Regions from separate parts of the Homo sapiens genome. Here region 1 is linked to region 2. Evidence: read pairs that join two places in POLR2A ChIA-PET (ENCODE). Cell type or tissue: MCF 10A. All regions are shown on one strand. Links, peaks and the distances in the headings refer to the core of each region. The heading gives the core; the rest is flanking DNA. Region 1 overlaps SYMPK (symplekin scaffold protein). Region 2 holds the start of NANOS2 (nanos C2HC-type zinc finger 2).

The links. Peaks named below come from ENCODE experiments on the same cell type or tissue, not always from the same donor. Only the 100,000 strongest peaks of a DNase experiment are listed, where the experiment ranks them.
Region 1: POLR2A ChIA-PET joins it to region 2 with 5 read pairs; 4 of 35 experiments call an interaction of 5 or more read pairs at or near these places.

What each region holds. Positions count from the first base shown.
Region 1 is chr19:45,821,969-45,826,348 of GRCh38, forward strand. It overlaps SYMPK (symplekin scaffold protein), which reads right to left. Exons shown (of 27, transcript NM_004819.3): 17 at 4,258-4,380; 18 at 3,203-3,363; 19 at 1,799-1,907; 20 at 1,404-1,504; 21 at 788-878. Among named protein-coding and RNA genes, the nearest start is that of RSPH6A, 8.9 kb to the left of the region's middle. In MCF 10A, for the core only: no CTCF peak of the experiment used is centred there; a DNase peak (open chromatin) is centred at 2,323.
Region 2 is chr19:45,912,901-45,917,280 of GRCh38, forward strand. NANOS2 (nanos C2HC-type zinc finger 2) reads right to left here and starts at 1,878. Exons shown (of 1, transcript NM_001029861.3): 1 at 314-1,878. The coding sequence starts at 1,793. The coding sequence ends at 1,377. In MCF 10A, for the core only: no CTCF peak of the experiment used is centred there; no DNase peak of the experiment used is centred there.

The sequences.
Region 1 (4,380 bases), core at 284-4,283, 91 kb before region 2:
TTGATGGTCCCAGAGCCATCTATATGTGTGTTTTAAACCACCAGGGTCTGCGTGGAACAGACATCCTCCATTTTTTCTCTAGCACCAACCACTGGGGTAAGGGTGAACAATCCCTTGCTAGTTTTTCTAAGTTGAAAGTTTTGCTTCTTTTTTTTTTTTTTTTTTTTTGAGATGGAGTCTCACTCTGTCATCCAGGCTGGAGTGCACTGGCACGATCTCCGCTCACTGCAAGCTCCGCCTCCCGGGTTCATGCCATTCTCCTGCCTCAGCCTCCCGAGTAGCTGGGACTACAGGCGCCCGCCACCACGCCTGGCTAATTTTTTGTATTTTTAGTAGAGACGGGGTTTCACTGTGTTAGCCAGGATGGTCTCGATCTCCTGACCTTGTGATCCGCCCGCCTCGCCTCAAGTTTTGTTTCTTTTTGACTGTGTCAAAACGAAATGCCCCTGGCCCACAGCTTGAGGGATTCGGGCAAGATCTGAGGAGGGGCCAGACTGGAGCCGGGCCTGAGAGGGGCTGGTGTGTGGCCAGATCCTAAAAGGGAAGATGCTGCTGGAGCCTCCGCCCCTAGCTCCACGGTCTTGCCCCTGCTGTGAATGAAACCATCATAAAAATATCCCAGAGGGTGGCCTGGGAGCTCCGGGACACATGGAGATGTCCAGTACAGCTGGTGTCCCAGGGAGCAGGATGTGCCCTCTCTCCCTGAGGGGGGTGCCTGCACCTTGCCTTCTGCCCCAGCACCTGGGGTGGGTGGGCCTCTTGGTGGGGATGAGGCTGCATCACCTACCATGCTGGGTGCCCAGCAGGCGGTTGAAGACTTCCTTCACCACGATGGGGTTGAGTTTGATGAGTTTAGGCAGGGCCTGGATCACCTCTTTCTACAGGGAGAAGGTGGTGGGGGTGGGAGTTGAGTCACATACACCCTCATTTCCCTTCTAGACAAGCCACCCCTTCTGCTCGCCCTGGGGAGCTGAGGGCAAGCTCTGGCTCACTGAGCCCCTCCTACCCTCACCACACCCTCAGGGCGGAGCTTTCTCCCCAGCTCTCACCCCATCTGAGCCCCCTGCATGTCACATGTGTGTGCCCCCAAGAGGCATCCTGATCCTTGTCTGACAGAGGAGAAAAGCGAGTCTCAAAGAGGGGAAGGGACCTGCTTGAGGTAGAGGAGGAAGCAGCAGAGCCATTGGCACCCGGGTGCCCATGCAAATGAGGCCAGGAGCTGCTCCGCATTTCCAGGGTACCCAGGTGTCGGCGGCTTCCATGACTTCTGACCACAGGCAAGGTGCCTTCTGCCCTCTGCTATGTGCCTCTGGCTCAACTGCTGCTGAAGCAACGTGCTGCCCTGCCCCTCCCAGTCCCACATGTCCCAGGTAGCAGGGACAAACAGGCCTCCAGCTCCATACCTTCTCCAGCCCATTGAGCACCGGGATGAGGAAGCGGACGTCTGGCAGTCGCTTGTGGTAGAGATCCCGGACCCGCTTCACCAGCTCTGGGGAGGGTGGGACTGCATGGAAGCAGCAGGAGGCACCAAGTTGGAGGCGGAGGGGAGCGTGGGAAAGGGTGGGCACCCAGGAAAGAGAAGCAGGCAGGTGTGCAGGAAGGGATGGCAACTTCACCCTTGGCTGCTCACGTGCAATTAGCACCACACTGTTCCAAATGGAGAAACTGAGGCCCTAGGACAGGCACAGACCCGCAAGAGGTACGACCATCTGGGGACCCAGCAGCTCAGATCCCCAGGGCCCGGGGAAGGCTAAGGAGAGGGAGGAAAGCCATGAAAGGTGGGGGTCTCCAGGGTCACCTTTGTCTGTGAGGCTGTGCAGACATCTCGTGACCAGTGTCTCTGCTCCCTTGGGACAATTTTCCACCAGCAGGAGCAGCTCCGGGGAGTTCATGCCCATTCCTCGGATCTAGAGGCAGAGACAGGGATGACCAGACCCAGGGTGAGAGCTTAGGGGAGGGTCAGGTGTTGCCCGGCAGGGTGGCTTGCGGGGCATGCTGGCGCCCAGGGTGAGACTGAGGTGACAGGGTTTGGAGGGCGGGGGAAAGGTGGGGAAGGGCAGGAGAGTCAGAAGAACCTTGGCATCTCCCTGCAGCTCCTCCAGACATGGGCCTGCTCCAGCTCCCAGCCCTGGCTGGGCTGTCCTCCTGCGGGCCACTCCTCTGTGGCTCAGACTTGACCTGACCTCGAATGCCCACCCTGTGCTTCGTTCACTGGTGAAGATGTTTCTGGCTCCACCCACCTGCTTCGTGACTCGGTTTCTCAGGCGCAGCTGGCTTGGCTGCGAGCCCAGACCAGGCTCCACCTGCTGCTGCTTCCTGAGCCTGCTCTGCGGTGAATGCCAAACAGGAGCCAGGGCCAGGCTCCACCTCTGCCCAGTAACGTTTACGCTCCTGACTAAAACCGACTGTCTCTGCCCTCGAGAAGCTCACAGCCCTGCCAGATAACTTTTCTGCAAAGTGAGATCACTTTTCCACAGCTGGACCACCTTGAGAATGGGGCTAAAAATCTGTTTCCTCCCAACTACAAGCCTGTTATCCCCATTTTCCAGGTAAGGGCCCCACTGAACCCAAATGGCAGATAGGTGGGGATTAACATACACTTCTCTCTCCCGTTTATCACGAAAATGTTCTGTAATCCAAAAATGTCAGGGGCAGAAAGAAAAAAAGTGGTTTCAAATCCTGCTGCAAACTGGAAGAGCAGACCTTCTAATCTCAGGTGCTAGTCTGTCACTGAGCTGCTTCTCATGTGGGCAGACCTGTGCCTCTAGAGAGAGGGGCAGGAAGGACTTATGTTTATGTAATGACAGCTAAAGAGTCCCGTTAGCAACACTGGGAAGGCCAGCTCATAAAGTGACAGTAACACAGAGGTTTATGTGCCTGAGTTCATGGACTCCTTGCATCAGCGTGGAGGGACTGGAACGTCTTCCCCATTTTTACTGACGGGCCCAAGGTCGCAGTGAGAAAGCGAGAAGTGAACGCGAACCCAGGTCTATCAGCTCCAGGCTCCTAACTGCCGGGCCACTTGACGTTTCCTCAGGAGTGACATGCGGACCGCCTGCAAGCTACACAGCCTGGGTCGGCCCGGGGTGACCACCCTTCGGGCTTGGCACACTCTGAGGTGGAGCAGGTTGGGGAAGAGCTGGAGCTGGGGACACAGCCTTGCCCGTGGGTGGGCAGGGCCTGGTGGGCTCAGGGGCCTCACCGGCTGCTCAATGACCCTCAGCACCGTCCGCTTGATGTCGGCGATGGCTTCAGTGTACACGGCCGCCAGTTCGTGGATCAGCTTGTGGTTCTGAGGCAGGAGGGCCAGGTAGAGGTACAGACACTGCTTCACTGTCTCCTCCGTCCAGGGTGCTGCCACCTCTGACAGGGCAGGAGCGGGCATCAGATTGGCCCACACTCTTCTCCAACCCCCTCGGACCCTCAGGAATGTCCCTTCTTGGGCAGTGGAGCCGGGGAGGGCAGAGAAGGGAGCCGGGGCTGGGGAGCTAATTGTTCTAGGGCAGGGAAATGGCGGGGACCAGGACTTCCCACCTCCAGCCTCCCGTGACTGCCAACACACAAGGCAACTAGAAGGATCTTTCTAAAGTGCGATCCTGACCCTGTCCCTCTCTGGCTCCAATCCCAGCCATGCCTGCCCTGTGGCCTCAGAATAAACCCCCAGCTCCCTGCCTCACACTGTCTGCCAGGTGTTGTATGGGGTGGCCCCGGCCCGCTGCTGCTCTGCTGCCCTCCATGTTGGTCACATACCCATTCTAACAGTCCCGAGGGCCCTGGTCTCTTTGCCTTTGCATCCACCCTCCTCTTTGCCTGGTCCACGGCACCTGCTCAGCTTCTGGGCCTCCCGAAGGCTGTGCATCTCCTGGGAATGCTTCCTGGCACCTGGGCCAGGCCTCCCGTGCTGCCCTATCATGGCCCAAGCCTTCCCATTTAATGGTCCATTTACTCGGGGTCTGAGTCTACCTGTCTGTAATCCAGGGCTCTGCTGAGGGAACCTGCCTGAGATGGCCCTGCCTGGTCCTTCCTCAGGCCCCACCGATGGCTGGCTCTCCTCGTCCTCCAGATCTCTCTCCCTGACCCCCCAGGCTGGGCCAGATGCCCCCTACCCTGACTCCCACAGCCCCCAGGTGGCTGTCCCAGTCCTGCCCATTCCCGTCACTCGTGTCCGAGTGGCTTCCCCACTCATCCCCTCTGCTCGCAGGGCCCAGAGCGCGGACACAGCAGCGCTCAGTATGCATCTGATGACCTGTGCCCAACCTGTGTCCTTGTCAGCTCCAAACAGCACAGACGGTGGGTTGGGGTGCACCAGGAGCTGCAGGTAGTTGAGGGCAAATTTCTCCACATACTCCCGCAGCTGCTCCTTCTCATACATGCGTTTGA
Region 2 (4,380 bases), core at 264-4,263:
TAATCCCAGCTACTCCGGAGGCTGAGAGGCAGGAGAATCGCTTGAACCCGAGAGGCAGAGGTTGCAGTGGGCCGAGATCGCGTCATTGCACTCCAGCCTGGGCGACAACAGCAAAACTCCGTCTCAAAAAAAAAAAAAAAAATTAGCCAGGCGTGGTGGGGCGCACCTGTAGTCCCAGCTATTCAAGAGGCTGAGGGAGGATAATCACTTGAATCCGGGCAGTGAGCCAAGATCGCACCACTGCACTCCAGCCTGGGCGACAGAGCAAGACCTTGTCTCACAAACAAACCAAAGACGGAAACAGATACAGCCATTTCAAAGACGACTAGAAAACCTTTTTATTCACCAGAGCTCAATACTCAGGGTCCCGACCCTGTGCCAAAAACTGAACAACTTAAAATCTGACGGGGGCCCTTCTTCTCTTTGCCCCTAAAATAAAAGCTAGGCCATTGCCATTCCCATCCGGGTACTCAAACCCCCTTCTTATCGGCGGTTCCTTGACTTGAACGTTGGAGGTTGAAAAACACAGGAGGAAAAAAAAATGTCCTTTAGTCAACTATCACGATTTGGGGGGTCGGACGGGAGGTGGTCGAGAGATATGCTTCTCGCTGGGGGAAAGGACCCATCGGTGATTTGGGGATGGGGGCAGGTACCGGGTGCAATGGGCTGAACAAGGGGAAGAACAACCAGGGGGCATTGAAAGGTGTCAGCTCACCCCACGGCTCTCCATCCACAGGTGAGCCTGCGAAGACACGGTGCCCTCCAGTGATACGGTGCTCTCCAGAGTCCTACTCCGCTCCTGACGGATGGGTACTGAGGTCAGGGAAGGAATGAACAGGCGTGGTCCACGATGACACCGTGGTTCTGCAGGAGGCTGAAGATGGAGAAGGCTGGTCTTAAGTCGACATCCCATCTTGAAGTTCTTGAGTAGGCACTTCTCAGCCAGCCTTGTTCAGTATCTCCTAAGGGCTGGCTTGGGACAGCACCGTGGAATCCTGGAGGTTCAAAAATCCAAGAACTCCACAAGGAACAGAGAAGTCGAAGGGGCAGGGCTCCAGTCACCAGCAGGCCCCACGAGGACAAAAGATCCATGAACCGGGGCCCAGAGGGCGCTACAGGGCCGTGCAGGAAGGGTTCCCGCGGCACCAAGGACCCTCAGGCCAACGCCCACAGGCCAGAGCTCCGAGGGCTGACAGGTCCAAGGGGGCGGGGCTGGCCTGGCTCCCAGCAGCCTCCACTGTTTCAGGATCCAGCCAGGGTGGAGTTCTGGGGGCCAGAAATTCCAAAGGGCTGGGTGACTGGAAGAGAGAGTTTAGGGACTTGGGTGGGATGGACCAGGAGGGTCAGGGGTGCGGGTGGTGAGCATCTCACGATGCTCAGCGCTTGACCCTGCGTCCGGCCGAGTTGCGCCCGCTGCGGCGGTAGAGGGACTGCTGGCCACCGTTAAGCGGGCAGTACTTGAGCGTATGGGCCTGGTCACCGGTGGCCCCGCACACGGGACACACGTAGTGCCTCAGGATGGGACACACCACCACGCCATCCGGTGTCTTCAGCTGGTGTGAGGAGTAGACGTGGCGGGACTCCCCGTTGTGCTTGCAGAAGTTGCACAGGGTCCCCAGGCCCCCGTTGGCCCCTGGCGCCCCCAGCCCCTGATCCTGCCCCAGCGGAGGCCCGGGACTTGGCTCCTCAATCTCTTGGGTCTCCAGCCTTTGACCCCGACTTGCGATCAGCGCCCACACCACCTGGCTCAGGTTGAAGTAGTCCTTCCACATGTCGAAGGGTGGCAGCTGCATGGCACCAAAGCAGGGGTGGTGGGCCACAGGAGAGGGGCTGGGGCTGGGGGCCCGTGGGCAAGGGCAAGAGCAGCAGGCGTTTCCCAGAGCAGAAGGGAGCTGCATCCCCTTTTATAACGCCCAGAGACTCTTCTAAGTAAAGGTGGAGCTTAGGATTTAAAGGGCTCACTCCCTGCCCATAACCCCCATCTGACTTTAGTTCTTCACAGAGATGTGGAAGGAGGTCATTCCCCTGATCTCTGGTCCCAGCTCTGCTGCCAAGGTGCTCTGTGACCTCTGGGAAGACACTTCCATTCTCTGTGCCTCAGTTTCCCTATCTGTTCAAAGAAAGTCCATGTCTGCAAATATCCCCCACCCCTAGGCTGGAGGGGCTGCACCCTTCATAGACTTCAGAGTTATTCCTAATCATCATAGCAGCCAGGCTGGGCGCAGTGCCTCACACCTGTAATCCTGGCACTTTGGGAGGCTGAGGAAAGAGGATCGCTTGAGCCCAGGACCTCTAGGCCAGCGTGGGCAAAATAGCGAGACCTTGTCTCTACAAAAAATAAAAAGACAAAAATAATAATAACAACATGACCTGATTTATTTTATTTATTTATTTACTTGAGACGGAGTCTTGCTATGTCGCCCAGGCTGGAGTGCAATGGCACGATCTCAGCTCACTGCAACCTCTGCCTCCTGGGTTCAAGTGATTCTCCTGCCTCAGCCTCCTGAGTAGCTGGGATTACAGGCGCCCACCACTAAGCCTGGCTAATTTTTTTTTTTTTTTTTTTTGTATTTTTAGCAGAGACAGGGTTTCACCATATTGGCCAGGCTGGTCTCGAACTCCTGACCTCAGGTGATCCACCTGTCTCTGCCTCCCAAAGCGCTGGGATTACAGGCGTGAGCCACCGCACCCGGCCTAGTATTTTCATTTTACAGAGAAAGATATGAAGCTTGGAGAGGTTAAGGAATGTATCCAAGGTCACACAACAAGGAAATGGCAGAGTCGGGTTTCATAATCACTCTGGGAACTGGGAATTGATGTTAAAAGTGGCAGAGGAACTTGGCACAGAACAATCTCACTTAGAATGCCCCCTCTTGGGCTAGGCATGCTGGCTCACGCCTGTAATCCTAATATTTTGGGAGGCTGAGGCTAGAGAATCACTTGAAGCCAGAAGTTTGAGACCAGCCTGGGTAACATAGTGAGACCCTGTTTCTACATATAATACAAAATCAGCTGGGCATGGTGGCATGTGCCTGTAATCCTAGCTAGTGAGGAGGCTGAGGCAGGAAGATCACTTGAGCCCAGGAGGTTTAGGCTTCAGTGAGCCATGATTGTGCCACTGCAGTCCAGCCTGGGCTACAGAGTGGACCCTGTCTTTTTTTTTATGAGATGGAGTCTTGCTCTGTCACCCAAGCTGTAGTGCAGTGGCACAATCTTGGCTTACTGCAATCTCCGCCTCCCAGGTTCAAGTGATTCTCCTGCCTCAGCCTCACAAGTAGTTGGGATTACAGGTGCCCACCACCACACCTGGCTAATTTTTTGTATTAGTAGAGATGGGATTTTGACATGTTGGACAAGCTGGTCTGGAACTCCTGACCTCAGGTGTGATTCACCTGCCTCGGTCTCCCAAAGTGCTGGGATTACAGGCATAAGCCACTGCGTCTGGCCAACCCTGTCTCTCTAAAAAAAAAAAAAAAATAGCCCTTTCTTGGCCCCATCCATTGTCTTAAATCCTTCCTGGCCTTTGGAACGAGCAAAAGCCTCATCTCCCGCCCACCGCACCTGGGGTTCTTCTTCCACCCACAGTCTCCATGGGCCACCTTGATATTCAACACATAGTTACTGAGGCTCCATATTGGGTGCTGGAAATTCAGCAGTGACCAAGGCTACCTTATGCCTGCTTCATGAACGAGTTCAGGAGAGCGACCAGTAAATGAGAAAACGCTAGACTGTAAAGACCTGCTGGCCTGTGAACCGGGTGTTCTAAGAGTGGCTGGCTCAGGAATGGGACTTGGAAGCTGAGACCACTAAGAAGAATCTTCCAGGAAGAGGAACACAGGATATGGAAACTGTGGCTGGGTGTGGTGGCTCATGCCTGTAATCCCAGCACTTTGAGAGGCCGAGGTGGGTGGGTCACCTGAGGTCAGGAGTTCGAGACCAACCTGGCCAAGATGGTGAAACCACCCCCATCTCTACTAAAAATACAAAAATTAGCAGGATGGGCACAGTGGCTCACGCCTGTAATCCCAGCACTTTGGGAGGCTGAGGTGGGCGGATCATGAGGTCAGGAGGTTGAGACCAGCCTTGGCAACATGGTGAAACCCCGTCTTTCCTAAAAATACAAAAATTAGCTGGCGTGGTGGCGGGTGCCTGTGATCCCAGCTACTCAGGAGGCTGAGACAGGAGAATTGCTTGAACCTGGGAGGCGGAGGTTGCAGTGAGCTGAGATCATGCCATTGCACTCCAGCCTGGGTGACAGAGCGAGGCTCCATCTCAAAAAAAAAAAAAAAAAGTAATAAAAAATAAAAAATAAAATAAAATAAAATAAAATAAAATAAAATTAGCTGGGCGCAGTGGTGGGTGCCTGTAGTCCCAGCTACT